Linked DNA regions of Homo sapiens: region 2 is linked to region 1. A link is an interaction called in ENCODE POLR2A ChIA-PET data of the cell type or tissue named here. Cell type or tissue: GM12878. All regions are shown on one strand. Links, peaks and the distances in the headings refer to the core of each region. The heading gives the core; the rest is flanking DNA. Region 1 overlaps CD226 (CD226 molecule). Region 2 overlaps RTTN (rotatin).

Region 1 (15,716 bases), core at 2,863-10,862:
CAAATTCATATCCAAATACACTTCAAACCATGTTTCACATATGATGAGCTATAAACCTTTGTTCCCACCCAGGGGAATACTTTTCACTTACTCGAAAGTACTCATAGGCAGCTGTTCTATTCTACTTAATTACATATGGAATTCATACGTTTCCTATGTACAGATCAGCAATTGGTGCTGATCATTTTCTATCACTCCCCCTACTTCACCCCAACTCTTTTGCTGTTTTATTGAGCATGTCTCCTAAGGGCAAAGCTCTGTTCCCAACATTATTGGGATCATGAAGAGGGAAATGGGATGTGGCCTGCCCTCATTCAGGACAGGAGGCGGTGAGGGAGATGGCAATGGTAATCACTAGATGGAATGCAAGGAAAATAAAATATGTTCAATGAAAAGGTGGCCACAAACAACATCCGGGGGAATGCAGGAAACATGGATTCCTGTTTTAGGGGTGGGACAATGTTTCCTTAGCTGAAGAATGAGTACAGGTTGAGTATCCCTTATCCAAAATACTTGGGAACATAAGTGTTTCAGATTTGGGATTCTTTTGGATTTTGGAATATTTACATCATACCAGCTGAACATCCCAAATCCAAAAATCTGAAATCTAAAATGCTCCAATGAGCATTTCCTTTGAGCATCATGTTGGCATTCAAAGAGTTTTGGATTTTGGAGCATTTCAGATTTCAGATTTTTTGATTTGGGATATTCAGTCTGTAGTACACAGAGTGAAAGAGTAAGGGAAAGAAAAGGCACAAGCAAAAATATCTACAATTCAGAAATGCAGAGGATGCCTAGGGAATTTGCACTTAACCATGTTTGGCTGAAAAAAAGGAATGCAAAGTGACTTTGGAAGGTATGCAGGGACCAAGCCTTAGAAGACCTTGAACAGCACTTGTAAGAATCAAGATTAACCACGTAGGTGAGGGCTCCAAAGACAAATTCCCAGAGGGTCCAGGAAGATCATGGAAATGACCAGAGCCAAAGGTATTACAATAGGGAAGAGTGGGGATTGTGGGTGACTCAGGAATATATTATTTACAAAAAGGTTGCTGCTACCCAGCCTAGAAAATGCTGCCAAGCAGAAAACTTATGGCAGTATTAATAGTCCATCCAGATGTGCATATGAGTGTTTCTGATCTTCCAAAAATGTGTTGGTCAAATGAAATGGGTGTTACAGGCCACTTGTTTGCAAACTGTGGTGTGGATCGTGAGGACACCCTGGATCTAGTAACATCCCTTCCATCTTGATTTCTTCATGTACTTGTAACATCATTTTATCAAGTCACTCTCATGTGCTAGGTCCTTTTTCTCCCTATATGCTCCATAGTCTATCCTCACTTTTTAAATTTTGCTTTTTAAATTATGTATTAATAATACTATCTCCCTCACAGGGACAATGTGAGGGTTAAATGAAATAATCAATGTAAAGCCTTTAGAGCCCTGCCCAGGGCTGCCACATAATAAACATTCAACGGTTATGAATGTGAAGGAAGACTAGCCAAAGCTCTCTGTGCATACTCGTACACCCATGACTTTACCACATTTGCATCTCCAACCCAAGTTCTCTCTTGGGTTCTGATTAAAAAATCCTCCTGCCTGCTAGAGAGCTTCACTTGGATGTCTAAACCTAAACGATTCAACCCCACTCCGGAGCTTCTCATCTCATTCTCCCTGATGCAGTCAATGACAGCACCATCTACTCAGGATCCCAAGTAAAACCTGGTGCCACTCTTGAATCCCTTTTCTATTTCACACGCAACATCGAATATATTATGAAATCTGTCATTTCTCAATTTCTCTCTCTGTCTCTGTGTGTCTCTCTCTAGCCTATTGTCTGAGCTCATTCCCAGAAATATGGAAATTCCACAGGCTGCATGCCATCTCTGGAGGTGATCAAGAATGAAGGAGGTCTGGCATCTCTCCTCTGCACCATGAGCACGGGCAACTACAAACAAAATCCTACTGGGACTGGAGAAGAGTCCAAAAACTGGGGTATTTGATACATCATTCCTGGGAAGATGATGGGCTACATTATTCAGATCAGACTTTCAGGTAAAAGCATCTAGATGACAAATATTTTTTAAAAAATACAAAGAGGTAAAAGATGAGTGTTTTGAATGAAGGCTGTTGCAATATGGTTTGAGATAAATGGATATGAGGTGTCTATTTTGCAAGTCTAGACACTTAGATGTGAAAAATGAGGCAAAACAAAGCATAAAAGATGACTTCTATGTTTTTAAGATGTGGGAATATTGACTCAAATGAGAAAGACTGGGAGCAGGACAGATTTGTGAAAGGAGCAAATGTATTTGTGAAAGGAGCAAAAGCATCAAATCTCTGAGAACACAGGGACCACCGGAAAAATCCAGGTAGAAGTGAAAAACTAGAGACATAGGGACGTGGAAGCCACTTCTGCCCTGAGCACACCTGCCAGTCTAAGCAACGTGAACTCTGATTTTTGAACCTCATACAACACGAAAGAAATAGGTGTCAAAACCCAGGACCTACCTGAAGTGAGAATTAAAAAGAAGACCTTCCTCTTGTCTTGTCGAGACCTCTAAGTGATACTCCTTCATGGTAACAATGACCTGGAAATAAGCATGTGCTCACCCGCATCCCCAGGTGAATAAGGGAAAGAAAGAAAATCCTTGAGTAGTTCTAAGCACAAATCAGTCCTCATGTGGATTTATAGCCTAAATTCCCATAGTACAGGTGCTCCATAAAGCTCAGGCTGAAAGTAATCCAGGTTTCGACTCCTCTGAGAACAAAGGTCCCTTCATGTTAGACTTCAGAGAATCCCCAGAAGGCTTTATCAAGGACTATGAGCAGCACACAGTGAAAAATAACCACAAACACTGCGGCACTATTCACAGTAGCAAAGACTTGGAACCAACCCAAATGTCCAACAACGATAGACTGGATTAAGAAAATGTGGCACATATACACCATGGAATACTATGCAGCCATAAAAAATGATGAGTTCATGTCCTTTGTAGGGACATGGATGAAACTGGAAACCATCATTCTCAGCAAACTATCACAAAGACAAAAACCAAACACCGCATGTTCTCACTCATAGGTGGGAATTGAACAATGAGAACACATGGACACAGGAAGGGGAACATCACACACCAGGAACTGTTGTGGGGTGGGGAGAGGGGGGAGGGATAGCATTAGGAGATATACCTAATGCTAAATGACAAGTTAATGGGTGCAGCACACCAACATGGCACATGTATACATATGTAACAAACCTGCATGTTGTGCACATGTACCCTAAAACTTAAAGTATAATAATAATAAAATTTAAAAAAAAGAAAAGAAAGTAATGACAGGAAGAAAAAAAACTGAGCAAAGAAGAAAAAAACAGACAACAGAGATAGAACTACTTTAATATTACAGCATCAGGCATAGATTACAAAATAACTAAGTGTACTAATTCTGGGAAAGATGGAGGTGTGTGCACTGCAAAACACAAATTAAGGTAGAGAGACCGACAGAACCATGAGTGAAACTTTGACAAAGCAAGTAGGCAGGGAGCAGTGTTCCAGCAATTTCTGAGCCAAAGCTCTGGCAGTTGTAATAGTTTTTTAAAATGTAAGACCTGAATCTTCAAGAGGGGAAGAATTCAGAATAATGAAGAACACACTAGGAATAAAATTCATCTTGAATATGCCCCATCTGCTTTATCCCCACTTAAGCTGCCTTAGTTTAATTCTTTTTCATCGCTTGTCTGACTTATTCCCATCACCTCTGCATTAGTTTGCTAGGGCTGCCATAATAAAGTACCACAGACTGGATGGCTTAAACAACAGAAACTTATTTTATCGCAATTCTGCAGGCTAGAAACCCAAAATTCAGGTGCCAGCAGGGTTGATTCCTTTTGAGGCCTCTCTCCTTGGTTTCCAGATGACCCTCTGTGTCCTAATCTCCTCTTCTTATTTGGAAACCAGTCATATTGGATTAGATCCCACCCTAATAACCTCATTTTAACTTAATTACCTCTTTAAAAGCCTCATTTCCAAATAGTCACCTTCTGAGATATCAGGAGTTGCAACTTCACCAAATAAACTTGGGGACACAATTCTCCTGACTTGTCTTTCCTCTATTCTCTCTTACTTCCAATCTCTCTTCTAAACCCTGTCTGAGTGCTCTTTCTAACTGCAGACTAATCGAAATCCCTTGCCTAAAATCTAAAGTCAAAATATCTTAGAATAGTGTACATTTGTGACATGACACGACAATGTAACTAGAGGGAAGTAAAGCTCCTACTCCCAGCCCACTGCAAAGAAAATGCATCTAAGTAAGCATGTGGGTTTGCTGTGAACATGCAGTTCCAAATCAAGTGTTCTGAATGCCCCCTCTTCTAAGCAAAAATCTGGAGCTCCTGCTGATCACACATCAAATTTCTTTATCACCACTATCCACCCCTCCAAGTTCACCACCTGGCACCACTACCCACTTAAATTAGCTTTTACTCAGGCTTTATGATCCATCCTGCAATTCCCAAGCACACCAGCCTCATTTTGCTTTTGCGCCATTAGCATGATTTCCCTCCAGCAGGAATGCCATCCAGCTAACAGCATGACCACGCTTCAGTCCGTTCTCATCTTCCCTCATGAGTAAGCTCTCGTGTCTTCTGATCTCTGAAGTTCCTTGAATGACCCCTTCCCTCACTCCACAACCCTCCTTCCCACATGCACACACATACACTGTCACGACCCACTCCTAGCTCCACCAATTCCCGTCCTCTGCACACAAACAATGTAAGCATCAAGTCACACAGAGCCTTGAGCTTGAGATGAGGGACTGGGACATTTCTCCTGTATGCCTCCAACCTCACACAGGCCCAGCATATGACAGACATTCAATAAACATTTATAGAATTAAAGAGCGGGGAAATGGGAAGGAGAAACTTGCAGCAGGGGAGCTTTCCTGGTGTGTAATTTGGAAAGACTGCTCTGGTGGGCTGCACCGTGGGGGCAGTGTCCTCCCTCACTGCAGGGCCACAGGCCTCCCACTTTCTTGCCTGTTTTCGTGTCTCCTATCTGCCTGCTTTTGTGCCTCCTATCTTTCTGCCTTCCTACCTCTACATCATCCTCCGTGCTGTTGGTAGGGTCATGGCTCCCAATCATGGCCAACATGAGACTTTCACTATTTGAAAACTTTACTAACAACCAAATGAAGTCCAAAATCTGGACCTTCCACCCTCCGACCTTCCCCTAAGCCTCTGGCCAAATTTGTTTTTCATGTGCCTCAAACACAAAGAGCATCTCCCTGGTATGCGATGTTTCTTGTGATGCACTTTCCTGTTTGAACTTCCTCCCTCTTCCTGCCAGCCCTTGTCTCCATTCATCCAAATTACACCTATATTTCCAGGCCATGGTTTCCCCAAACCAGAAGTAACCTCTGTCACCTCCAACTCCCCAAACCTTGCTTTAAGCTACTTTCCAAATTCCACCTTGCATTACAGTCACTTGGCCCAAACGTTTTACATGGCGTATAGGCATACATTCTTTCTTTTCCTCACAGCAAACAATAATATCTATTCAACAGATTTAGGTAAGATTTACAGGGATTTTTTAATTACTGTTATCATCCTTCATCCAATAAAGCAGATTCAATTACCTCTGTGTCATTTGAGCAACAACAAGGTTTAGCCATTTTCCCTTTAGTTCAATTCTGCTATTTTCACTGAAAACAGAATAATCAGACCATGTTAAGAATGAAAATTCAAACACTGTGTCAGCACAAAGAAACACAATGTGAGTAGTTGAAAATATTTTCATCTTATTAAATGTTTGCTCTTTCCAGAAACATTTATAGGATTTAAAGAGAATAAAAGGAAGAAGTTACAAGCCCTATGTTAAGTATTCTTTATTTCACTTAAATGAGCAACTATGTTTCTTAAAAGATAATAAAGAGGTATTTTGAGAAATCTGATGTCAGGAGTTAATGGGACTTTACAAAGGATCTCTTTTGGAGACATATACTAACATTACCAATACAACAACTGAATTCTTTGGCTGTTTCTCACATGAAAAAGGTATACATTCAACTAGAGCTTCCAGTTTGCAAAGAGAAATAAATGTATCCTATTAGTGAAATGAATTAGGTAAATGACTTAAAATTTGCTATAGTCTCGGGTTCTTTATATATCATGAAGGAAATGATCCTGTCCACACAGAGGATACACACACACACACACACACACACACACACACGCACGCACACCCCTTCACTAAGCAATTCTGGAAATATCGGTGTTGGTAGCATATAGAATTTTATGTAGCTGGCCAAGAATTGGAACAAGTATGTTCTTAAGAGCCTGTCTGCTAAAATGAGAATGTTAAGTTTCTTAGGATTCTGCTCATTAAATGGTGCAGCTAAATGCTCCCAGAATTAATGCCCAGATTTTATTCTGTTTGGCCACGGTCACCACTGTGTGCAGATATGATGCACATAGCTATTTACAACACTAGTAAGTATGAATATTGTGTTTTACACCTCCATCCTTGGAAGTCTTCTTATATCAGTATTCTATGAAACATGGCTCTTTCTCTCGAGGCAGATTACAAAGAAGATTTTTTTAAAGTGTAAGTTGGTTAAATAGCTGAAGTCAGGAAAAATTTTCTCACATTAAGAGTTATTGGATTGTGAATAATCTCTCAAGGGAAGTGCCAGAAGCCCCATCAACTGAGTTATTTAATTAAAACTGCTCAGGAGTAAGTAGAAGAGATGTTGCCTGAGGGAATAATTTCACACTGATCCCTGAAGGATTGACTTGATGGTCTTGAAATTCTTAACAGTTTCAAAATCTTAAATGTCTTCAGAAATAGTCTCCTACCATTTTCTCCACGGAAAGAAAAAGCCATTCTGCCTGCAACCTCCTCTCCCTATAAAACCAAACAAAAACAAAAACCAGCAACAAAAACCATAACTTAGAAACCAGATCTTTTTATCGACGCTACCTAAACCATCACAGGACAGCATTAACTCAAAGATAAAGCCACAGAGGAGCTCCAAGCATCAGTAAAAACTGAGAGCTTTACCAGCTAAGAGCTTTTGGACTTTCTTCAGTTACTTATTTTCTTTTTGTTTGCTTTTGAATATCTCAAATCTCACATTTTTTATTTTACAAAATGCAATTTATAATGTTACTTTCAGTTAATAATGTGATCTGTTAAGAGGTAAATTCCTATAAGGCCTTTTTGAAGGTCACTCACACCTACTCACTAATCCTATAAGGAAGTTTCCCAGAGCAAGTGCTGGAGAACAATGCCCACTATCTGCAGCTCTCAACCTTTGAAGTGAGGAATTTTTTAAAAGATCACAGAAGCCGAGATGGTCTGAGGAGGAGTCTCAACGTGTGTGGGCTGAACATGTTCCACAGTTATTTGACAGGCATTGAAGGCTATAGGACACCAGCTCTTACTCATGTGTGAGGCCACAGTCCCCACGCTGCATTGGCACCCACACACCACCAACACCCATTCTGAAGAGGAAATGTATTCCTCATGTTGTGGTTGGCAGCCGCCTTCAGTGCTGGGTAAACAGCTGTTGTGGTAAAGGTGTGAGTTGTCTTGATCACTGAGAGTTGAAGGAGGAAAAACCAAGAACTGTGTAGTTTCCAGCTATACTCACAGAATGTTCTGAGGTCACAGGAGAATCAGTGTCCGAAGCTTCAGCTGTAGCCCATTCTCTATCAATTCAGCCAAGCATACCCCTACTCTACAATCATCTTGAAAATATAAATACCTACAATAAGAAGGGTACAGTTTCAAGTTTACATAGGTAGTATAAATAAACAAAATGGCTGCACACAAAGATGGCAGCCAATTCCACTCCCTGCTCTGGCTCGCCTGACTGCATTTGACAACAAGCCCAAAGTAAAAGTTTCCTCTGGATTTTGCTACAGCTCAGAAGTGTCAAAGACTGGGGTGTCTCACGGGGCATAAAGGAGGTGAAGGAGGTAGAGAGAAACCCAGGCATCGAGACAGACGGACAATCTCAATCCCCAAAAATCCAAGCCTGTACCCGTGCCTGTACGTGAATTCCACTGTATCAGCCATTCGATTATTGAATTCAATTGTGTATATAAATTTAGTATTATCTGGCTTTAGAGAGTTTTTAAACTTTCTCTTTTTTTTTGATTTTTGATTACAGAGCTTTGCCTGAAAGCCTGAGGGTTGATTCCCACAGTGACATGTGTTCTTGTGCCTGTTCCTTCCTGGGCTTAGCACAGGGAAAGCACGTGGATAAAAACAACCTTGGCACACGTTCTGGTAACCATCCACTTTCAGTTTCCCATTTACTTCACCCTTGAGAAGTGCAGTGACCATAACCTTGCTTTCTGTGAGTCTTAAAATGTTTTTTATCGTCTGCCTTCTTTATATACTATTTTATTTCATTACGGAGTGAGATTTTTAAGCCTTTAAAATGTTTCTGCTTCATCCCTTGTGGATTCCTTATAGGTACCATTTAGTATTTTTTTCTTTAAATGAAAAACTGCTAAAATGTAACATTTTTTAGTCTTGTGTGTGTGCATGCATACACACACACATGGATATATAAAACCTTTATGACTTATTTCTAATCTCACCAGAATGGGCCTGAAGAGAGAGCTTATGGCTTCATTCTCTAATCAGTTGACTTGGAATGACTTTTTTTCTTATTTCTCCATCTGACTTAAGAAAATTAAAAGTGATAGAGATACATATGATAGACAAAACTGAAAAAGGTCTACACAAGGACTAAGGAAGCTAGCAGGAATTGGTGACCCTTATAACAGGAGAATAAGAAAGACTCTTTCTCTGTGGCCTTCTTAACCTTGTTTGAAATTTCCTTTGACAGGCAATAGCCTTTCAGACCAAATCTCCTCCTCCATCACTTTCACCTGTCATTAATAGATATGATAGTGTCATTTTCGTATGTTTTCTTCCTTCCTTCTGAATTTGGGATAGGCAAAACAAAAGCCGAAATGAAAGTGTGCAAATACCGTAAGATAGGTTGTAAAATACAATTGCATAGTGCATCTGGCTTCCCTTGCCTTTTGAAGCAGCAATTCAACATGTCAACCAAGCCATGAATTGTAAACCGGAATAAATTGCTTTAATTTGTTGATCAATTCTATGTGTTGGTTCAATTTTAGAGGTTTTTGGTGTTTTGTTGTTGGGGTCCTTTTGAACAATGAAAATTATCTTCCAAAGTAGGTTACACTGGAGCCTACTATCTAGAAAATAGCTGTCTATTTTCTAGATAATTTTCTAAAGCAATTCTCCTGGAATAGTGCCTATTAATCTCAACATCCAAATTTTCTGGGTTGGCAGTTCAAATTCCACTTTTTCAGGGACTCTGCCCTGAATTTCCTAGGTAAAATAAAATTATATCCTCTAGACTACAATGCGACTTATTTTTTTGCCTCAAATAATAATTTGTGATATAAACTTTTCTCTCTCCCAATATTCTACATCCTATTTAGAGCTAAGATCTATGTCTTTCTATCTTCCAAACCACTGAACATTACATTGTACATTGTAGATTCTCAGGAAAGACTTGATGAGTGAATTAATGGATAAGTGGGTTCAGCTCCTGCAAATCAGCACACCCATTTATAAAAGCCAGATTTGAGACACTTCCCTCTCCCCAGCTTTAAATCAAATTTAAAGGCTGAGATTATACCCCAGCATTAGAAAAATGTTGGCCATGCTGCCCTCAACTAATATATAGGCCAGCATGATCTTTAGAATCCCTTTCATCATAGGATTCCTCAGAACTGCCATCAATTCTGGAGCCCTTAATATTAAAGGAATCTCTTTAGTGCCACTAACCAGCAGATATATACAAGAATGAAAGAAAACTTTGGCTGCTATGTCAGCTGCTGGGAACCTGGACAGAGAACACTTGTCCCTGAAGGGTGTAGAGATAAGAGCCTTCTAAGAATGAGCATGGATGGCATATAAGGAGCCTCATCCCACCTGGGAGAGAATGAGACTCTTAAAGGGAAACAGTGAGGAACATCTCTGTGCCCAGTTTGAGATAAATGGACTGGAATATGGGAGATCACAGAGTCAGCAAACATACAATACAGCCAACACAAAGTACCTGCATGTGTGGAGCAAGAAAATCTAACCCTCTACTATAAATATGAGTTCTATGTGTCTTCTGCTCTCACATCAATAATTCACCTGTTCACTTTCCTCTCCCTCCCAACTCTCCCCCTCTTTTCTCTATGCCCTCTACATTCTTTAACATGAACACCTTCTTTAACACACTACAATGTGACCATCCTCCAAGCCACAAGCTATGACCTTAGACTTCTGCCCCCATCCATTGGTACTTTCTTAGTTAACCCCATCCATCCACATGTGCTGGATGATCATTCAGATGACTTCAAATTGGATATTTTCAATCCTGGTTTGTTGTTCCATAATTTCAATTGTCAGCTGGTCAAAGGCTACTTTACAATTTAATACACCTGAAACAGACTTAATTCCACTCTTGCTAGCCAAGTTGGTCTCTTAATTTCACATCTTTTTCACTAAAATCATCATTTTTTAGTCCTTGGATCATAAAAATTTGAAACCATTGCTGAAACTTACCTCTACCTGGCCCCCAGGCCATATCAGAATGAAGATTTCATCCTTACCTTAGAGCTTTCAACTGCTCAAAAATTGCAATCACATCTCTTTTCACCATTAGAAATCAGTAGATTTGGCCAGGCAAGGTGGCCTATGCCTGTAATTCCAGCACTTTGGGAGGCCAAGGTGGGGTGGATCACCTGAGGTCAGGAGTTTGAGATCAGCCTGGCCAACATGGCAAAACCCCCATCTCTACAAAAATACAAAAATTAGCTGGGTGTGATGATGCAGGCCTGTAATCCCAGCTACTCAGGAGGCTGAGGCAGGAGAACCACTTGAACCCAGGAGGCAGAGGTTGCAATGAGCTGAGATCATGCCACTGCACTCCAGCCTGGGCAACAGAGTGAGACTCTGTCTCAAAAAAGGAAAAGAAAAAGAAATCAGTAGATTTGAAAGAAATCTTCTAAAACATTTTGAGACAAATGCAAAATAAAACACCTGTATAAGGAAAACACCCTGACTATGAGCCTTAAAGACCCTTTCAGCCCTTCCTGATTCTATTCTATCCCCCACCTACCATGTTTCTGAACTTTGCTTTTCTTTATAGTTTTACCACGTTTGTATCTATAAATAACGTATTGTTTAATTATGCATATTTCTAAAACCTTTAAAGAAAAGGAACCCTAGTTTACCTATTTTTTTTGGTAACTTGCTCTTTTCTTTCAACACAAAGTTCATGAGCTTCATCCATGTCGGTGAGCAAGTGATAATTCACTCATTTTAGTGATGTAGAGTATCCTAATGTGTGAATAGACCTCAGTGTGCTTTTCGGTTCTACTGTTGATGGGTATTTGGGTTGTTACCAATTTTTTGCTATTGCAATCACTGTTGCTATAAATATTGTCAGGAATTTTCCCTATAATGAGAGAACTCTTGGATACCAAACAGAGTAGAATTATTGGATCATAGGATTTGGGGTTTTTAACTAGCTAATGCCATATCATTTTCCAAAACAGGTATGATGGTTAATTTTACGTGTCAATTTGAAGGGTGTTTTGGGATGAGATTAACATTTAAATTGGTGAATTTTGAATAAGCAGTTTGCCTCCATAATGTAGGTGAGCCTAATTCAACAAAAAGACCAGCCTCCCCAAGCAAGAGGGATTCTGCAGCAGATGACCTGGGCTTCACCTGTACCATCGGCTCTCCTGGGTCTGCAGCCTGCAAGCCCACACTGCAAATTTGGGCTTATCAGTCTCCATGATCATATGATATAATTTGGCCGTGTGCCCACCCAAATCTCATCTTGAGTTGTAGTTCCCATAACCCTCACGTGTCGTGGGAGAGACCAGGTGGAGATAACTGAATCATGGGGGTGGTTTCCCCCATCCTGTTCTCATGATAGTGAGTTAGTTCTCATGAGATCTGATGGTTTTATAAGGGGCTTCCCCTGCTCTGGGCACTCACTCTTCTTCTCCCTGCTACCATGTGAAGGACATATTTGCTTCCCCTTCCACCATGATTGTAAGTTTCCTGAGGCCTCCCCACCCATACTGAACTGAGAATCAATTAAACCTCTTTCCTTTATAAATTACCCTGTCTCAGGTATGTCTTTATTAGCAGCATGAAAACTGAGTAATACAGTAAATGAGTACAGCAGAGAGTGGAGGGTTGCTGTAAAGATATCCACAAGTGTGAAAGCAACTTTGGAACTGGGTAACAGGTAGAGGTTGGAACAGTTTTGAGGGCTCAGAAGAAGACAGGAAAATGTGGGAAATTTGGGAACTTCCTAGAAATTTGTTGAATGACATTGACCAAAATGCTGACAGTGATATAAACAATGAAGTCCAGGCTGAGGTGGTCTCAGATGGAGATGAGGAACTTTTTGGGAAATGGAGTAAAGGTCACTCTTGCTATGCAAAGAGTTTGGTGGCATTTTGCCCCTGCCCCAGAGATCTGTGGAACTTTGAACTTGAGAGAGATAATTTAGGGTATCTGGCAGAAGAAACTTCTAAGGGGCAAAGCATTCAAGAGGAAGCAGAGCATAAAAAATTTGGAAAATTTGCAGCCTGATGATGCGACAGAAAAGAAAAACATTTTCTGGGAAGAAATTCCAGCCAGCTGCAGAAATTTGCATAAGTAATGAGGAGCCAAATGTAAATCACCAAGACAATGGGGAAAATGTCTCCAAGGCATGTCAGAGACCTTCATGGCAGCCCCTTCCATCATAAGCCTAGGAGGGAAAAGTGATTTCCTGGGCCAAGCCTAAGACCCCCTGCTCTATGCAGCCTCGGGACTGCATATGGTGCCCTATGTCCCAGCCACGGCTAAAAGGGGCCAACATACAGCTCAGGCTGTTGCTTCAGAGGGTGCAAGCCCCAAGCCTTGACAGCTTACACGTGGTGTTGGGCCTGCGGGTGCACAGAAGTCAAGAACTGTGGTTTGAGAACCTCTGCCTAGACTTCAGAAAATGTACAGAAACACCTGGGTGTCCATTCAGAAGTTGCTGCAAGGGCAGAGCCCTCATGGAAGACCTCTGCTAGGGCACTGCAGCAGGGAAATGTGGGGTTGGAGCCCCCACACAGAATCCCCACTGGGGCACTGTCTAGTAGAGCTGTGAGAAGAGGGCCACCATCCTTCAGACCCCACAATCTGAATCTGATCCACAGACGGCTTGCACCATGCAACTGGAGAAGCCACAGACACTCAACACCAGCCTGTGAAAGCAGCCAAGAGGGGAGGCTGTACCCTGCATAGCCAGAGGGGTGGAGCTGCCCAAGACCATGGGTGCCCACCTCTTGCATCAGCATGCCCAGGATGTGGGACATGGAGTCAAAGGAGATCATTTTTGGAACTTGAAGTTTTAATGACTGCCCTACAGGATTTCAGACTTGCATGGAGCTAGTAGCCCCTTTGTTTTGGCCAATTTCTCTCATTTAGAATTGGTGTATTTATCCAATGCCTGTACCCCTCTTTTATCTAGGAAGTAACTAACTTGCTTTTGATTTTACAGGCTCATAGGCGGAAGGTACTTGCCTTGTCTCAGATGAGACTTTGGGCTGTGGACTTTCAGTTAATGCTGGAAAGAGTTAAGACTTTGGGGGACTGTTGGGAGGGTATGGTTGTATTTTGAAATGTGAGGGCATGAGATTTCAGAGGGGCCAGGGGCAAAATGATATAATTTGGCTGTTTCCCCACCCAAATCTCATCTTGTAGTTCCCATAATCCCCATGTATTGTGGGAAGGACCCGGTGGGAGGTAGCTGAATCATGGGGCCAGTCACCTTCATGCTGTTCTGGTGACAGTGAGTGAATTCTCACAAAATCTGATGGTTTTATAAGGGGCTTTTCCCCCACCTCACTCTGCACTTCTCCTTCCTGCTGCCATGTGAAGAAGGACATGTTTGCTCCCCTTTTCACCATGATTGTACGTTTCCTGAGGCCTCCCCAGCCATACTGAACTGTGAGTCAATTAAACCTCTTTCCCTTATAAATTACCCAGTCTTAAGTATTTCTTCACAGCAGTGTGAGAATAGACTAATACATCATGTGAGCCAATTTCTTATAATAAATCTCCATGTATATACACATTGGTTCTCTTTCTCTGGAGAAGCCTGACTAAAATAATAGAGATACCAATTAATCCTCCTGCTAGCAGTGTGTAAAGGTTCCAATCTACAGATGCCTATTTGCTTACCTTGCCTGCAAACTCTTACTCTCCTAAAAGACTGCAGCTAGTGTAATCTTTTAGGTGGTGAAAGAAAAATCTGGTTTTATTTTGTGTGTCTCTCTAAAAACTAGTCAGAGATGTCCCCTGGTCTGCATTACAGACAGAAGTCAAAATTCCATTAGGCACATCAATAACTTTTCGGGTTTATTTCTGACATTCTGCTGCCCTAGTGAGCTGCAACTCCTTTTTCAAGCACAGAATCTACTGTACTAAAGCTTTTCCTGAAACTCTAAAGTATCATAAGCTGAGCCCCTTTGCTGGTGCATGCAGGGAGAGAGTCTCACTCTCACAGTGTCTTCCTTTCCTGGGAGGCTGCCTCTCAGGCCACCTCTGTGGGTGTAGGGGGCCTCAGAGCCCAGGGTGAGAACCACATCTTATCCAAATCCAGTGCCCTAGTCAGAGAAGGCCAGGCTCTGCCTCTTACATGAACTTTACACCTCCACTGTGCCCTTCTTTAAGCCATCAGTACCCCCAGGACACCCTTCCCTCTCTGTCTTCTCTCTTCCCCAGACCCCGGCCTCTCTAATTAAAATATTCCTTCCAATTCTTCAAGGTCCAGCACGACTTTTCTCTACCATGGCCCTCCCTGGTTCATTCCACTGGAGTTAAGATCTCTGGCTCTTCAGAAAAATCAACTGGGGTCATTCTGGTGCTGCCACTTGGCAGCTTGATAACCTTGGACAAGTGAGTCTACCACCCTGAACCTCAGTGTCTTCTGTTGTATTACGGGAACATATTACCTCCCCATAGTGCTTCATAAGGATTAAATGAAATGACACGCAGTTGCATCCTACAGAGCAGGCACCCAGTAAACACTAGGTGGCAGAGCATTCTGAGTGGGTCACTCATTTTGGGGGTATTTCTGTAAATGCAACTATATTTGCTTTAACTGACTAATAAAGCCAGAGACACGTAGGTGACAGTAGTTTTCTCCATGACCTCACAAACTCTGCTAGAAAGGGCTATCTGGAAAATGTGGTCCCCCAAGTCATCTCTGCATATTTTCTCACAAACTAGGTAAAAACAAATGCATTTATTCTTACCATCAGAGTCTCTAAATCAATTGCTAATGAAGAAATGCCTGTTCTGGAAAGAACACATATTTTCAAATAACTTTGTATTAGTAGTACCATTTATTCAGAATAAGATGTCCTGTTTGCTCTTAAACTCTAGGCTGAAAGCTGGAGAGGGGTAGCATTGATAGGAGGTACAAAGGCCAAGGTCTCCTTCTTCAAGGGCCCTGGTGGGTTCCCATGTCCCCCAGGCTGACAGTTACATCAATTTGCAACTTTATCTGCTGGGACATACGTGAAACTTAGGGCCTTGGAAAGACTACTAGACCTCACTGCACTTCAATGTCATCATCTGTAAAATCAGGCAATACAAACGTTCAAGTGCACACAG
Region 2 (15,716 bases), core at 4,955-12,954, 69 kb after region 1:
TTAATTTGTCCGTTTTTTTCATCTTTTCTTAAAAAAAAAAAACCCACCTCAATAACAAGGTAGCATTTTCTTACATCCTTTGTCCTTCCCTTACCAATGTCCATCATGTTGCTATCATCTAGTTAATTTTCTTTCAGTACCTTATTGAATAATGTACATATAACATGCACAATTTTAAAGACATTTTACATATGCATACACCTGTGTTACCATAACCTGAATCAAGGCATAGAACATTATAAATCAAGGTATAGAAGACATACGGTTGCTTTGTACCTTTGGGTCAATACTCCACCTCTAAGTTACCGTTATTATGATTTCTGTCACCAGAGATTAGTTTTGTCTGTTATTGAACCTCATATAAATGAAGTACGTATAAACTTTAACGTCAAGCTTTTGATCAGTTTCTGATGTTTATACATAATGTTATACAAAATTTCTCAGCATTTTATTTTTCATTGTTGAACAGTATTTCGTTGCTTAAATATATTGCAATTTATCTATCCATTCTTTTATCGATAGGCATTTGGGTTGTTTCCCAAATCTGGGGCTTGGGACTATTATAGTATCATTTCTATTTAGTATACATCTAATTCTCAGAGATTTCCTCAATCTTGTTTTCTAATTCATTAATTCATAACTCAACTGTATCTATTCTTAGTTCTACCTATTGTAGTCTTTCAACTTTTATATTTGTTGCACATATTTTCTGCTCTTTTTATGTTTTCTTGTTTGGGGTTCATATTTTTAATTTCTTTCTTCATCTCTTTCAATGACTTTGACTAATTTTAAATTTTTGTTTCATCTGTTTTAATGTTTCTGCTTCTTTTTGAAAACCTACTTTCAGCATGTTGTTTTCCTCAAATGTCCTGTTATTTTGCCCGATAAGTTCATTTTCCTCTGGAGTATCAGGCAGGTACAGTGGAAGGCCAGCCCTTAGTTGCATGAGTCCAAGACAGATCAAGGGGTGCATAAGCCTATAATGGATAACTAGATCTAGGCTTCAATCAGTCACTCCCGACTCCCAAAGCACCTTCTTCTCTGTCAGGTCCTCGCCCTTTGCTCCCCCAATGAGAAGCATTAGGAAGAAATGTTTTGAGACTGTAGTGCCTATGTCTGTGGGGGACTGAAGTGGCAGAGAATAGAAGAGCCTAACGGAGATCAGGGAGACCCACCCTTTTTCCCAGCTCCTCACAAGCACAGAGGTTGTGTTGCTGCCCAGAGTTTGCTCATGAGCACACTTGGACCAGAAATCTAAACTGCCAGGGGCAGGCACTGTTTTCCCCAAGGCAATGGATGGGAGAAGTAAGAACAGCTCCCACTACTGCCTACCTCCCTTACACCTGTCTTCCCTCTCATAGTCTTGCTGGGCTGTCTGCAGCCCCCGAACAAAAGATACATCCCCCACCCCCAACACAGCAGTTCCAACAGCTCCCCCATGACTCAGTTGGTTTCTTACAATTCTCTCTCCATCCTAAAGGAAATTTTGGGAGCGGGATCAGCAGTCCTGACAGGTCAACGTCTTGGTCAGCACTAGCCCCATCTCCCTAACCACTTCGAGGCTTTAAATCATACCTAGCTCATGCTATACATGTTGGATCTACCAATTGTGAATCATACTTTGTATTTAGAGCTTCTTAATTTGGGTCAAAACTCAGAATCACCAAATGAGAGATGCAGTATCCTCATTCTTCCACATAGCAGCTGCTGCTAAGAAAGATTTAAAGTGATACAATGAGAGATGTTATTCCCTATTGTGATGGTACCAAGAGAATATGCATTTCCACCAGTTTTCATTAAGTCAAGTTACTACGTTCCCTTTCAGCCTTTACTGCTGCCCCCTCCTCTCTTTCTGTGCAAAGAAAATACTGTCACATTTATTTTAGTCAAAGTCAAGTTCTTACAGTGCCTGCTGCTGCACACTAAGAAGCAGGGCCTGGAAGGAAGCTGACAGGTGATCTGTTGATTTGTACCTTTCACACAGCATGGGTAATGCAAATTGCCTGCTTCTGTTTTCCCACACTGCTGGAGTCGCAGCTTACACATTTTTCAGAATTTACTGTTGTTTCAAAAAGCTGATGCCTACACTCTATTCCCCAAAAGAATGTACAAGTAAGATTCCTAGTTAAAAAAAAAAAAAAAAGATCCTTAAAGTTTAGATTGGCATCTGTTTCATGTGGGTGCTAGTTTTCAAATCCTAGCAAAAATATTGTTTTTTTTCTCCCTCTTCACTGAACTAAAAGAGTTTAAGAATTTTAAGTGTTTTAAGCTGTACTTCTTTTTTCAGTAGACAGAAATCTATTCCATAAAAGAAACACTTACGGTTCTGCAAATTTTGAAAAAGTCAATAAATTTTGAACCTAACTTACACGTGAAATTCTGTAGCTTTGCCTAATAAAGTCATATTCATTCATTTGATATATATTGAGCACCTGCTTTGTGCAAGGCGTCATGAGAGGCGGGGAGTTACAAGCTCAATCAAAGGTCATGTCTTTATGGAGATAATGGGTATGAGAATCAACATAATATGAGGGCAAAAGGGCTAAGGGACTTAAAGATTTAAAACAACAACAAAATTAAAATCTAAAAGAGTTGTGGAAACTCAGAGTAAACCATTCCTTCCCAGGTGGGGAATCTGACACAGCTTCATGGGAGAGTTGTGGAAACTCAGAGTGAACCATTTCTTCCCAGGTGGGGAATCTGACACAGCTTCATGGGAGAGGTGACATTTTGGCCTTTTACAACAGGCAGAAAAATGTAAATGTGAAAGTGGGTGGAGGTGCACTCTGGGGGAGGAAAGTTGAAGAATTAAAGAGGTAGGAGAAGAACAGGCATAGGATGAGCAAGCCAGAGAATCTGAAGAGGGCATGAGGGTAAAAGGTGAGTTGAGAACAACGTCCAGGCAAGTACACATATCCTCGGGAAAACTTTGTTCTAACAATAGGGAGCCAGGCAAAGGAGTAACCACGAAAACAAACAAAAGGCAGTTCAAAGTTTGAAGAAATCTCAAAAGGTCATAGAATGGCATAGCCTCTCTTACTTGGCCACCACAGAACAGATTTGCTCAGATTAAAGAATTCTCTCCATTCTCCCAACAAAACATCCTGGCTGATGCCAGAGCACATGAGCAGGGGAGGGACAAAGTGGGTGGGCATTAGTGCCACTCTCTCTGGCTTCCCTTAGGTGAGTTTCATGCTTACGGAGATTTGGCTGTGCTTGTTCCCACACCATTTACATCACTTAGACTTGTTATTGGAATTACAGAATTTGGTGAAATATTAATGACAAGTGATCAGAAAAATAATTGTTACTGTAAGAACTAAGTTGAATGTTTTGCAAATAATTGGTAACAAGGAGTCACTTAAAAATTGCTATTGAATCTGGTGTGGCAAGTCAACTACAAAATAAAGTAAAAAATGGTAGAAATCTGGAAGAATTCTTAAAGGAAAGAAAAAGATCTGGAAGAGGTTAGTTTGGGTTGCTTTAATATGTGCCTTAGTATTTGCTCCACTTTCAGAAACTGAAACTGGAAATTGTCCAAATGCATTAGGTGTGATTTATGATAAAAAAAAAACAGTATTAACACCAATAAGGGAACTATACTCTAAAAATGCCTCAGCCCTTAATCAAAAGTTTGTGGAATGAATATATATTTACATACATAAAATATATATATTTAGATACATATATATGTATGTAATATATATGTAGATACATATATGTAATATATATTTACATACATAAAATAAAATGTTAAAGGTACATATTTAAAATGTTGCAATTAATTTTATTTTTCAATTAGCCAGTTTTAAATTACTGTCTGTGAAAATGCTGGCAATCTGTTCACATCAACCATTCTATTTCCCAGCCTCATTTCTCCCTGAGGAGAAGGTGGATCCTGACAGCTGATGGCTGCATTTCATAGGCATAAACTCCACAGAAGGCATTTGGCTTTACACTGGAAAGGCATCTGACTTCTTTCTCTGACACTAATATTTTTAGCTCTGAATGCAGCTAGAACTAATCACAAAGTCTAAATGCAGACTGAATAAATTCAATAAGCATCTAATCTTATTTACTTGGGAAGATAATCCTTTTTTTTTTTTTACCCCTAATTACATCAGTTTTCTCTCAAATCAAGAACATTGGTGGACACTGGTGGTTGCTGAACCAAACACCACCTCCCCTTCTCTATTAGCAGTGGCCTGTGCTACTGGATCTGGCAATGTGCCCAAATGAGGGACAACAATTCTTGGCCTCTCTTGAAGCTTTGAGTGACCATGTGCTGTTCTGTCTGAGATGTGAGCTCTAGTTATTGGACCTGTCTTTTGGGAAGGCTCCTTAAAGGGAAACACAGCTGAGGAAGTCCTTTTCCAGCCTTTCTCCTTCCTGATGTCCATGAGGTAACTTCCTAAAGGAAACGTGCAAAGACAGAGAGAGCAGAAAAGCAGGCAGTTGAGTCCCTGAGGACACTGTTAGCTATAGACTGCCCATGTGTGCATTTCCTGGGATGCAAACAACAACAACAAAAAACAATAAAAATAAAAAGAAACTCCTCTCTTAGTGAAGCCATTATTATTTTGGAGTTTCTCCTCAGTGAAATGTGGCTATTCCTAGCAGATACAGAATATAACTTTAAACCAGGTATTATACCCATAAACTGATTCTTTGCAATCTGATCTTTATGAATATGACCAGAAAACAATTAAAAACAGTAAGTTCCCATTTTATAATCTGTTTACTTCCATGGTAAGCCAAAGAAAGAATGTTCCAATAAACTGTTTGAAGAAACAATGATTTCAGAATTTACACAGAACTGCAAGCAATCTGCTACCAGACTACCAAGTATCGCTGCCCAGAAGAACCCAAGTGGGTGCAGATACTCCAAAGGCACAAGCATTGGCAGAGGCCAAAGTGAGGTAAGGATGCCACTGAAAAGTAGAAATGTGTCAAAGAACATTACCTTGGAGTCTGTACTAAAACACTTTTTTTTTTTTTTAGCTTTCACGCAAAATTAGTTAAAAAGAAATTTATTGAATGTTACCATATGGGTATTTTGTAAAACATGGATTTAAAGATTTTTTTCTGAAGCAGATTCCTCCAATGTGGAAGGAGCAAACAAAATGCAAAAACGAACGTTGTTGGAAACATTTAAAGTAGGATCACACTGAGCTCCTTCTGTGTTGCTGCCAAACCTCAGACTCCCGGGGTCTTGGCATAGCCTTTCGTACATCTGAGCCTTGAGGCCCGGCGAAGTCCCACACAGCCCTAGGTGCGGGACTTGAGTTGTATAAGGAAACTTGAGTTGTAAAAGAATTTCCTAAGAGAAATTTTAAGTTAGGAAGAATAAACTCTACGTTCCCCAAAACTAAGTTTCCTAATTGACCAAAGCAATAGCATTTTATCATCCATGCCCCTTAGTCTTTGGATAATGATCAATGGGAAGAAAAAAAAAATAGCTACTCCCAAATTGAAGGATTTTTTTTTTAAGCTAAGATTTTGTTTTGGTTACTAAGGTTATAATTTTTTAATCTTCCATTTACACAAGTCAGATGGAAAAAGAGCAAAATTTTGCCAACTGACACTCAATCAAGACAACATGACAAGCAGAACAAAATGTGCACACCCCAGGTGTATATAATGCCTGTATGCAGTGCTTTGTGAGACTCGGGTTCTCAATGGTGCCTTGCCAAGTGTCTGGGCAATCAGTCATCCCAGGACTGTGGACATGCACTCCACCAAGAACCAACAATCCTTTTGGGATGCTGGAACCTTAGTTGTCACAGCCCAACTCACTTTCCAGCACATCCCCTCCCAGAGGGGAGGAAAGTTTGCAAGGACACAAAAGATTTGAAGTTTTTGCTTAAACAGATGTTTTTGAGAATTTTGTAAGAATAAAAAATCACTGATAACATCTAAGGGATAACTATGTACCAGGCTAAGCACTCAGTCCTCTCACCAACTGCACAAGGTAGGTGTCCTCAACCCCAGTTAGCTTGAGCCTGTCCCAGGTTTCCAACAATTGCAGTGGTGAGGCCAGGGTTAATTCCTGGTCCACAGGACTCAAGAGCCCTCTACTCTTAACCGCTCTATTATGCTCTCTCATTCACTGAGATAACTGCAAGCAGATCTTAATGCAGAAGCGGGGATGCCAGTCATTACTCTTACCCATCACTCTGGCAAATCCGAGGAACATCACGGGTCAAGAAGCAGACCTGGGGCTCTGGCAACCTCAAGAAATGGGGAATACACAAGGTGCAGCCCCAAAGACTGATGATGCAAAATGACACGGATGAAGAGTCCATTTAACACTACAAAGGAAAATTGGTGATCTGGAGTTAAATAGGCAAAATTCTGTTTTGTTTTTTTTTTTTTTTTGCTCCATTATTTATAGAACACCAAAAAAAGAGGTACATTCAGCTATTCATTTCTGTAAGTGTTTTTAGGAAGAGTGGCAAAAGGGTCTAGCCAGGTCTGCTAACACCACTTTCCTACTAGCTTCCTGTTTTCAAAACTAATGGCTGCCTCCTCCCTCAAACTGCTCAAGTCTTAAGCCCAGAAGCCTCAGTATCAATGTCTGCACTTCATGTGTGACGTGGCACTACCTTTTTGTGCTTCCATAGCGCACATACACTAACTCAGCCCACCAAAAATGCTAGGATATGGAGAAATTGGACACCATGAAGTATGAACTAGTCCCCTGCACCTATTTCCTGGATCCTTGCTTAAACTTGGGCAGGTGTGAAAGAAAAAATACTTGGTTCACATTCAAGAGACCCAGATTCAAGTCCTGATTTCATCAGGCAGCAGTTAAGTGATATGAAATAATTTTCGTGTTCTAGGCAGTTTTCTGTAATCATGGGGATTAATCAGTGGTTCTCAAACTGTGGTGAGCAGAACCTGGAGAGCTTGCTAAAAATTCTCCTAGACACAAGTCTGCCTCATTGAGCCCAGGAATCTGCATTTCAGTGCACACACCTGAGGATTCTGATGCTGGTCCGCAAGGGAGAGGCAGGGCAGCTGCTACAGCAGTGGGCCAGTCACCTCAAGGCTCCTGCTGAGACGTCTTCCCCACTGGCTGACGGTGCATAATCCCAGGAGACCCAGTTGCAAGGACTGTCCCCCAGGATCTGGACCACAGCGTGCACCCGAGCTTCACATTCCTGGACACCAAGAGAGGCAAACGCAAGTTCCCCTAAAGCCATGGCCCCTCTCCTTTCTCCAAGGTCTGCAGTCCTCCTGGGCTTTGGCAGGTAACATTTCTGGGTGGTTCTGACTACTAGGCTACAAATCTCCCTCTGGTACTACTGTGAACTGCTAGGGAAAATGATCAGTTACAACAATTCTTCCTGGTTCCAAGAAGATGAGGTAGTGCCTACTCTGATATGTGAATCAGTCAATCAATGAACCATAATATAATTTCCCTGAAGAGAACAAATTTTTGTTGAAAAATGGTGTTTATCTATAAGATTCAAACACAAAAAGAGATATTTCAGTGGGGGTGGTAGAGGGGCAGAATAAATGGTTTATAAAGAAAAGTGGTTTATAAAGAAAAGCAAACTTCTTCGCAGTTATCCTGGGTTCCAACCTCCACTTCACTGATAACCAGCCACAGTCAATGAGCACATTACTTAACCGCTCTGCGCCTCCGCTTATTCACCTGGAACACAAAGACATTAGTAGTATTTTAGAAAAAGATAGATTAAATGATAAAAGTTCCGAGAATAATAGCTGGGACATAGAAGGAGGAGTTATAAAGGAGTTATGAAGGGAGTTAGAAATTCATTTCATTTATTTATCAGTGAGGGCTGATTAGAGAATTCCAGAAAAATGGCAAAAAATATAAGATATCGGGAGAAAAGGGAAAAATAATTCCCAAGATTCCTGCTCTCAGAATTGACGAGTTTTCCGCTACACATTAACTTGGGCAGCTCAGAAACTTCTGAGCTTCCTAGATTTATTTTTCAGATCTCGAATCAATTAATTCTCAGACATTACAAACTTAACTGTTACTATTTCTGTATTTAACATAAATTTTGTCATACTTCCAGCTTAAATAACATCATTGCTTATTTTATTGCTGTTAGCAATTTAACAGCACTTAAAATGATATTTTTCTTTCAGTTTTTCTGAAAACATTATCCTAAATGAATATATATGTATACATGTATATGACATATATGTATATACAAACATATATATATTAATACTTCACCTTTTATTTCTCTTACACACAATTTTCTCACTTTCAAAAGTGTTGGGAAAGTTGCTGAAAGTGATTAGTACTTGATTTTGGTTTAAGTGCGGAATTCAAAACTACAGGTTAAGTAAGATTATGTAATAGAGTATAGAGCTTGTTCCTCCTGCATTTTTTTTTTTTTTTTTTTTTTTTGAGACAGAGTCTTGCTTTGTCACCCACGCTGGAATGCAGTGGCATGATCTCAGCTCACTGCAACCTCCCTGCCTCCCAGGTTGAAGAGATTCTCGTGCCTCAGCCACTGGAGTAGCTGAGATTATAGACGCTCAAGACCAGGAATGGCTAATTTTTGTATTTTTAGGAGAGATGGGATTTCACCAAGTTGCCCAAGCTGGTCTCAAACTCCTGGCCTCAAGTGATCCACCTACCTCGGTCTCCCAAAGAGCTGAAAGTATAAGCATGAGCCACCAAGCCCGGCCATCTTCTGCATTTTTCAGTCTTACTCTATTCTTCATGATGTTTTGGGCTGAGCTAAATTTGAACCCAGGCTTATACAGCCCCAACTCTATTTCTTTCTTCTTTATTACACAGCCTTGCAGAAGACAACGGTGAAGATTATACATGTAATGATTTAAGAGTCATCTAGGAAGAAGATAACATCACTAAAACTTGCCTAAGAAAGCTACTTACAAATCATGTACATTTACTTCCACACAGCCCTTTACAAATAATGCACACTTACTTCTACATAGCCCTTTTCCAGTGTGGATGCTCTGGATAACAGAAAGTTTTGAAAATAAGGATTTGCACTGACAGAGCCAAATTTTACATCAGTTAAAATTTAAAAAAAGAGAGAAACAACCAGGACACAGTGTCTTATTTCAACTCCTAAAATTAATATTCATGAGACTGATAAAAGTCTGTAAGCAGCAATTATTAGTCAATTTTTAGTTTCTAAAAATATTGTTTTATTAAATAACTGTTAAATAGGATTTTTACAAAATAAATGGCATAGAAAAGGGTAAAAATGTTTATGTTCCCAGAACTTTCTATGCCTTTTCAACAGAAAGGAAAAGGCACAGAAAGTTGTCAGCTGCTATTACTTCTGGAGAGCTGCCACAACTGGACGGTGTTGGAGTATCACCAGTTCTCTCTCTCATGGGAAAGAAGGGGATCAACACTTTGTAGAGAGGTAGCACGTCTTCAGGTAACAGCTGCTACACACAGCTGGCTTCAACTTTAGCTCCCCTGTTGATGACTGTCAGCTTCAAGGTGTAGCATCCCATGGCACTCAGGAAGAATTAAGGAGCTGCACGAGGTTTTCAAGACATTTCAAATAATAGGCATTTAGAGGGTTTGCTTCTGAGTTTGGGAAAGCTGAGATAGAAAAATAAGAGTACAGAAATACTAGTTTATGAAACTTGGTACTATACTTAGGAGGCACACACATAAACAAATACATATGAACAGGATTTATATATAATTTAAAGCTCTAAGTTCTTGATGTAATAGCATTCCAGAATATTTTGCATTTTTTAAAAAATAAACAAGTTACAAAATCAATATTTTTTTAAATTAACAGCTTACCCAGAGTATTTTTTAAAAAGTACCCCCCATAATGGATACCATTAACTATAATTCCAAATGAATGCCATTAATCTTTTTTTATGTACCATCCTTCCTAAAGCATAATCTTTAACTTCACTAGCTCCAGAAATTCATGGTCGCAGCTAAAACAAACTAAAACCTCCCCTGCTTAAAAAAAAAAATCAGACTATAAAAACACAAATAACCAACAGATATATTACAGTACAGGAAAGACACAATTCAGTGTTTTAGCATAAAAAATGTTCAGAGAATAACGCTCACTGAAATTTGGTGTCACTAAAAATGAATAATGTGCTTTGAAAAGAAAACCGTCTCTAGTATTGTGACCACATCACAGGGAAACGTGGATATAAGGGTAACAGGATCAATTCTTGGAAGACTGTCCTCCAGCTCCCTGATGTTAGATCCAGGTTTTCTGCTCACAGTTAATTCTAATTGGGCCAGTTCTTATCACTAAGAACATACTTCAGCACAGTGGTCACTGTTGGCAAAGAAAATTTAGTACAAAAATAAGACGAAGATCACAGATGCATTTTTAGAAGCAATCACATCTTAAACCTTCATCTATCTATTTTATTATTTTAAAAAATGATATAATTAAAGCACATACTGAATATTGGCACATTTTACAATGCCATTTTGCTGTGGCCTGTCCAAATATCTCATTAATCAGAAAATCCACTTAATAGCTTCTGAGTTTAACTATAATCTCTTTCTTATTGCAACTTACTTTTCTTTGCTAAGGAGTATGCTTCATCCACTCTTCTTTTTACTGATGGGCTTTTCAAAGCTGTTTTTGCCTAGAACAATCCATTAATTAGGTTTCTTGCCATGTGTTATGGATCATGATAGCAAAACACTAATTCTGCCCATTGCTAACTACAGTATTAAACAGAATATTATGAAATATAATAATATAACTAGAGAGTTCCATCTTAGCATAATACATCCTATTGAGCCAATCCCCTTGCACATTCTGAAGTCTTGCCCATATCCTCTTATCTAACTTGATTCTTTCTCTATTCCCATTTTCTTTCTTCCCTTCTCTTTTACTCCTTCTCCCCTAATCTCAATTTGCTATTTTAAACTAGTCATCCTTGGTTTCAGTTTTTCATACTCCCTCAAACCTCAGATTTCTGATCACATATACCAAATATTAGCAGTTGGTCAACAAATATTTACAGAGTGACTACAAAGTGCCAAATCCTGTGCTAAGCTCTGGGGATACCCAGGTGAGAAAGAAAACAACACCCTCTTGTCCTTGTGTACGTGACTCTGGCCAGCAGGGAGAAAACTAGCCCCGGCAGAGACAGTCAGCTGAGAGAACACCATTCTAGGATGGCTGTCTATCCTAACACTGTCACTTGGCTACTACTTAATCACTAGATACTTATGGGTATTTCTCTTGGGAACAACATGTCTGCAATAAAGTGGAAGTCCAAAGGCCAGAGAAAGAGTAGAACACAAATCTCCACGTTGCCTGCCCTTTTCTCAGAGCAGGCTTTGGGCTGCAGTCGTACAAGAACTGAGCTAGATAAAGGGGAATTGTACAATTGGATAAAACTTTTGTTACTCAGTTTTACTTTAAGATGTGTTTTCCCTTGATACGTCTTTTAGAAGAAACAATCTATACTAAAATTGCAATAATAAAGTAAATCAATTTAAATTAAGAGGAAAAAGTCAGTTCAGAGATTCTCTTCTAAACTGAGACATTCTGTTGAAATGATTAAATAAAAAGATTTCAACTGATGGTTTACTAATTGTATGAATCAGCAAAGGGAACATGGATCTTTGATTTTGTCTTTTTTCTTTTGCTGTAACTCTTGACACCTTTGGATGTATCCTAAGAGTTTATACCTGGGTTATACCTTGTTGTTTGCTCCCCAGGTGTAACAATGATTTTTAAAACTGACCTTCTGATAATTGTAAATCAGAGCCCAAAGGGCAGCTGCTCCAATCCTCTGAGCATTTTGATTCTCACTTTCCAGACAGGCAGCAAGCACAGTAATGACTTTTTCTAAAAATGAACATATATTTTTTAAAAGTTCAGTCCCAGACACTGCATTGTATTCTTATCTTGGACTAGTCAGACACCCCCCTCTTTTCCCATTAGAATGCATACATAAAGTTGGTATCACTAGACTATGGCAAAACCAATCTTTTATGCCATGTGGTATATGGGAGGACAACCTCAAAACATTGTTTTCATGTCAGGCATAGAAGGGTCAAAGACACTGAAGCTGCTTCATTTTTTGGCCAGAATTCAAGAAAAGGCACATTCATTTAAAGACCACAAGTGTGTAAAAATAAGTATACAATTAGGTACATTAATGAGTTACTCAATTACAGCTAACATTCTGGCAGGCAGAAAAACAGATCTGCTTTCATGATAAATTATAAAGACTATCATACAAACACATCAGTAGCATGAGCTACTATACAAAAACGATCATCAAATATCACACTGCTTGATGTTTTTTAAAAATGACTAGGGTGGCTGGCAAGATGGCTCAATAGGAAGCTCCGGTCTGCAGCTTCCAGTGAGATCAATGCAGAAGGCGGGTGATTTCTGCATTTCCAACTGAGGTACCCAGCTCATCTCACTGGAGCTGGTTAGACAACGGGTGCAGCCCATGGAGGGCGAGCCAAAGCAGGGTGGGGTGTCGCCTCACCCAGGAATCACAAGGGGTGGGGGAGCTCCCTCCCTTAGCCAAGGGAAGCTCTGAGAAACTGTGCCCTGAGGAACGGTGCATTCCGGCCCAGATACTACGCTTTTCCCATGGTCTTTGCAACCCACAGACCAGGAGATTCCCTTGGGTGCCTACACCACCAGGGCCCAGGGTTTCAAGCACAAAGCTGGGCAGCCATTTGGGCAGTCACCGAGCCAGCTGCAGGAGATTTTTCATACCTCAGTAGTGCCTGGAATGCCAGTGAGACAGAGTTGTTCAGTCCCCTGGAAAGGGGGCTGAAGCCAGGGTGCCAAGTGGCCTAGCTCAACAGATCCCATACCCATGGAGCCCAGCAAACTAAGATCCACTGGCTTAAAATTCTCACTGCCTGCACAGCAGTCTGAAGTCGACCTGGGATGCTCGAGCTTGGTGGGGAGAGGGGTGTCCACCATTAATGAGGCTTAAGTAGCCTGTTTCCCTTCACAGTGCAAACGAAGGCACTGGGAAGTTCAAACTGGGCAGAGCCCACCACAGCTCAGCAAAGACGTTGTACCCAAACTGCCTCTCTAGATTCCTCCTCTCTGGGCAGGCCATCTCTGAAAGAAAGGCAGCAGGCCCAGTCAGGGGCTTATAGATAAAACTCCCATCTCCCTGGGACAGAGCACCTGGGGGAAAGGGCGGCTGTGGGTGCAGCTTCAGCAGACTTAAATGTTCCTGCCTGCTGTCTCTGAAGAGAGCAGTGGACCTCCCAGCACAGTGCTCGAGCTCTGCTAACGGACAGACTGCCTCCTCAAGTGGGTCCCTGACGCTCGTGCCTCCTGACTGGGAGACACCTCCCAACAGGTGTTGACAGACACATCATACAGGAGAGCTCTAGCTGGCATCTGGGGGGTGCCCTCTGGGATGAAGCTTCCAGAGGAAGGAGCAGGCAGCAATCTTTGCTCTTCTGTAGCCTCTGCTGGTGATACCCAGGCAAACAGGGGCAGGAGTGGACCTCCAGCCAACTCCCAAAGACCTGCAGCAGAGAGGCCCGTTAGGAAGAAAACTAACAAACAGAAAGGAATAGCATCAACATCAACCAAAAGGACATCCACACAAAAACCCCATCCAATGGTCACCAACATCAAAAACCAAAGGTAGATAAATCCACGAAAATGAGGAAAACCCAGTGCAAAAAGGATGAAAATTCCCAAAACCAGAATAACTCTTCTCTTCCAAAGGATCACAACTCCTCACCAGCAAGGGAACAAAATTGGATGGAGAATGAGTTTGACGAAGTGACAGAAGCAGGCTTCAGAAGGTGGGTAATAACAAACTCCTCCAAGCTAAAGAAGCATGTTCTAACCCAATGCAAGGAAGCTAAGAACCTTGATAAAAGGTTACAGGAAATGCTAACTAGAATAACCAGTTTAAAGAAGAACATAAATGACCTGATGGGAGCTGAAAAACATAGCATGAGAACTTCGTGAAGCATACACAAGTATCAATAGCGAAATCGATCAAGCAGAAGAAAGGATGTCAGAGATTGAAGATCAACTTAACGAAATAAAGCGTGAAGACAAGATTAGAGAAAAAAAAAAAAGAAAAGGAATGAACAAAGCATCCAAGAAATATGGGACTGTGTGAAAAGAAGCAACCTATGTTTGACTGGTGTACCTGAGAGTGATGGGGAAAAATGGAACCAAGTTGGAAAATACTCTTCAGGATATTAAATGCAAGAGAACTTCCCCAACCTAGCAAGACAGGCCAACATTCAAATTCAGGAAATACAGAGAACACCACAAAGATACTCCTCGAGAAGAGCAACCCCAAGACACATAATCATCAGATTCACCAAGGTTGAAATGAAGGAAAAAATGTTAAGGGCAGCCAGAGAGAAAGGTCGGGTTACCCACCAAGGGAAGCCCATCAGGCTAACAGCAGATCTCTCTGCAGAAATCCTATAAGCCAAAAGAGACTGGGGGCCAATATTCAACATTCTTAAAGAATTTATCTTTTCTTTTTTTGTTGGGGAGGGGGATGCAGTCTTGCTCTGTCTCCCAGGTTTGGAGTGCAGTGGTGAGATCTCGGCTCACTGCAACCTCCGCCTACCAGGTTTAAGCAATTCTTCTGTCTCGGCCTCCTGAGTAGCTGGGACGACAGGTGGGCACCACCACACCTGGCTAATTTTTTTGTATTTTTATTAGAGACGGGGTTTTACCATATGGGCCAGGCTGGTCTCAGACTCTGGATCTCATGGTCCGCCCACCTTGGCCTCCCAAAAGGCTGGGATTACAGGTGAGAGCCACTGCGTATGGCCCAAGAAAATAATTTTCAACCCAGAAATTCATATCCAGCCATACTAAGCTTCATAAGTGAAAAATAAATAAAATCCTTTACAGAAAAGCAAATGCTGAGAGATTTTGTCACCAGCAGCCCTACCTTACAAGAGCTCCTGAAGGAAGCACTAAATATGGAAAGGAAAAACCTGTACCAGCCACTGCAAAAACATATCAAATTGTAAAGAACATTGACACTATGAAGAAACTGCATCAACTAATGGGCAAAACAACCAGCTAGCATCATAATGACAGGATCAAATTCACATGTAACAATATTAACCTTAAATGTAAACGGGCTAAATGCCACAATTAAAAGACACAGACTGGCAAATTGGATGAAGCGTCAAGACCCATCGGTGTGCTGTATTCAGGAGACCCATCTCGTGCAAAGACACACATAGGCTCAAAATAAAGGGATGGAGGAAGATTTACTAAGCAAATGGCAAGCAGGGGAGAAAAAAAAAGCAGAGGTGGCAATCTTAGCCTCTGATAAAAAAGACTTTAAACCAACAAAGATCAAAAAAGAAAAAGAAGGGCATTACATAATGATAAAGGGATCAATGCAACAAATAGAACTAACTATCCTAAATATATATGCACCCAATACAGGAGCACCCAGATTCATAAAGCAAGTTCTTAGAGACCTACAAAGAGACTTAGACTCGCACACAATAATCATGGGAGACTTCAACACCCCACTGTCAATATTAGACACATCAACAAGACAGAAAATTAACAAGGATATTCAGGACTTGAACTCAACTCTGAGCCAAGTGGACCTAACAGACATCTACAGAACACTCCACCCCAAATCAACAGAGTATACATTCTTCTCAGCACCACATCGCACTTATTCTAAAACTGACCACATACTTGGAAGTAAAACACTCCTCAGCAAATGCCAAAGACCTGAAATCATAA

Evidence for each region. Peaks named below come from ENCODE experiments on the same cell type or tissue, not always from the same donor. Only the 100,000 strongest peaks of a DNase experiment are listed, where the experiment ranks them.
Region 2: POLR2A ChIA-PET joins it to region 1 with 5 read pairs; 4 of 35 experiments call an interaction of 5 or more read pairs at or near these places.

The regions. Positions count from the first base shown.
Region 1 is chr18:69,928,085-69,943,800 of GRCh38, forward strand. The region is part of intron 2 of CD226 (CD226 molecule); the gene reads right to left. Among named protein-coding and RNA genes, the nearest start is that of CD226, 12 kb to the right of the region's middle. RefSeq lists enhancers at 7,088-8,287, 7,674-7,893, 11,738-12,077. In GM12878, for the core only: no CTCF peak of the experiment used is centred there; a DNase peak (open chromatin) is centred at 7,527; H3K4me3 peaks cover 698 bases; H3K27ac peaks cover 3,642 bases.
Region 2 is chr18:69,994,663-70,010,378 of GRCh38, forward strand. RTTN (rotatin) reads right to left here. Exons shown (of 49, transcript NM_173630.4): 47 at 11,719-11,822; 48 at 10,536-10,605; 49 at 8,369-9,574. The coding sequence ends at 9,489. Among named protein-coding and RNA genes, the nearest start is that of CD226, 55 kb to the left of the region's middle. In GM12878, for the core only: no CTCF peak of the experiment used is centred there; no DNase peak of the experiment used is centred there.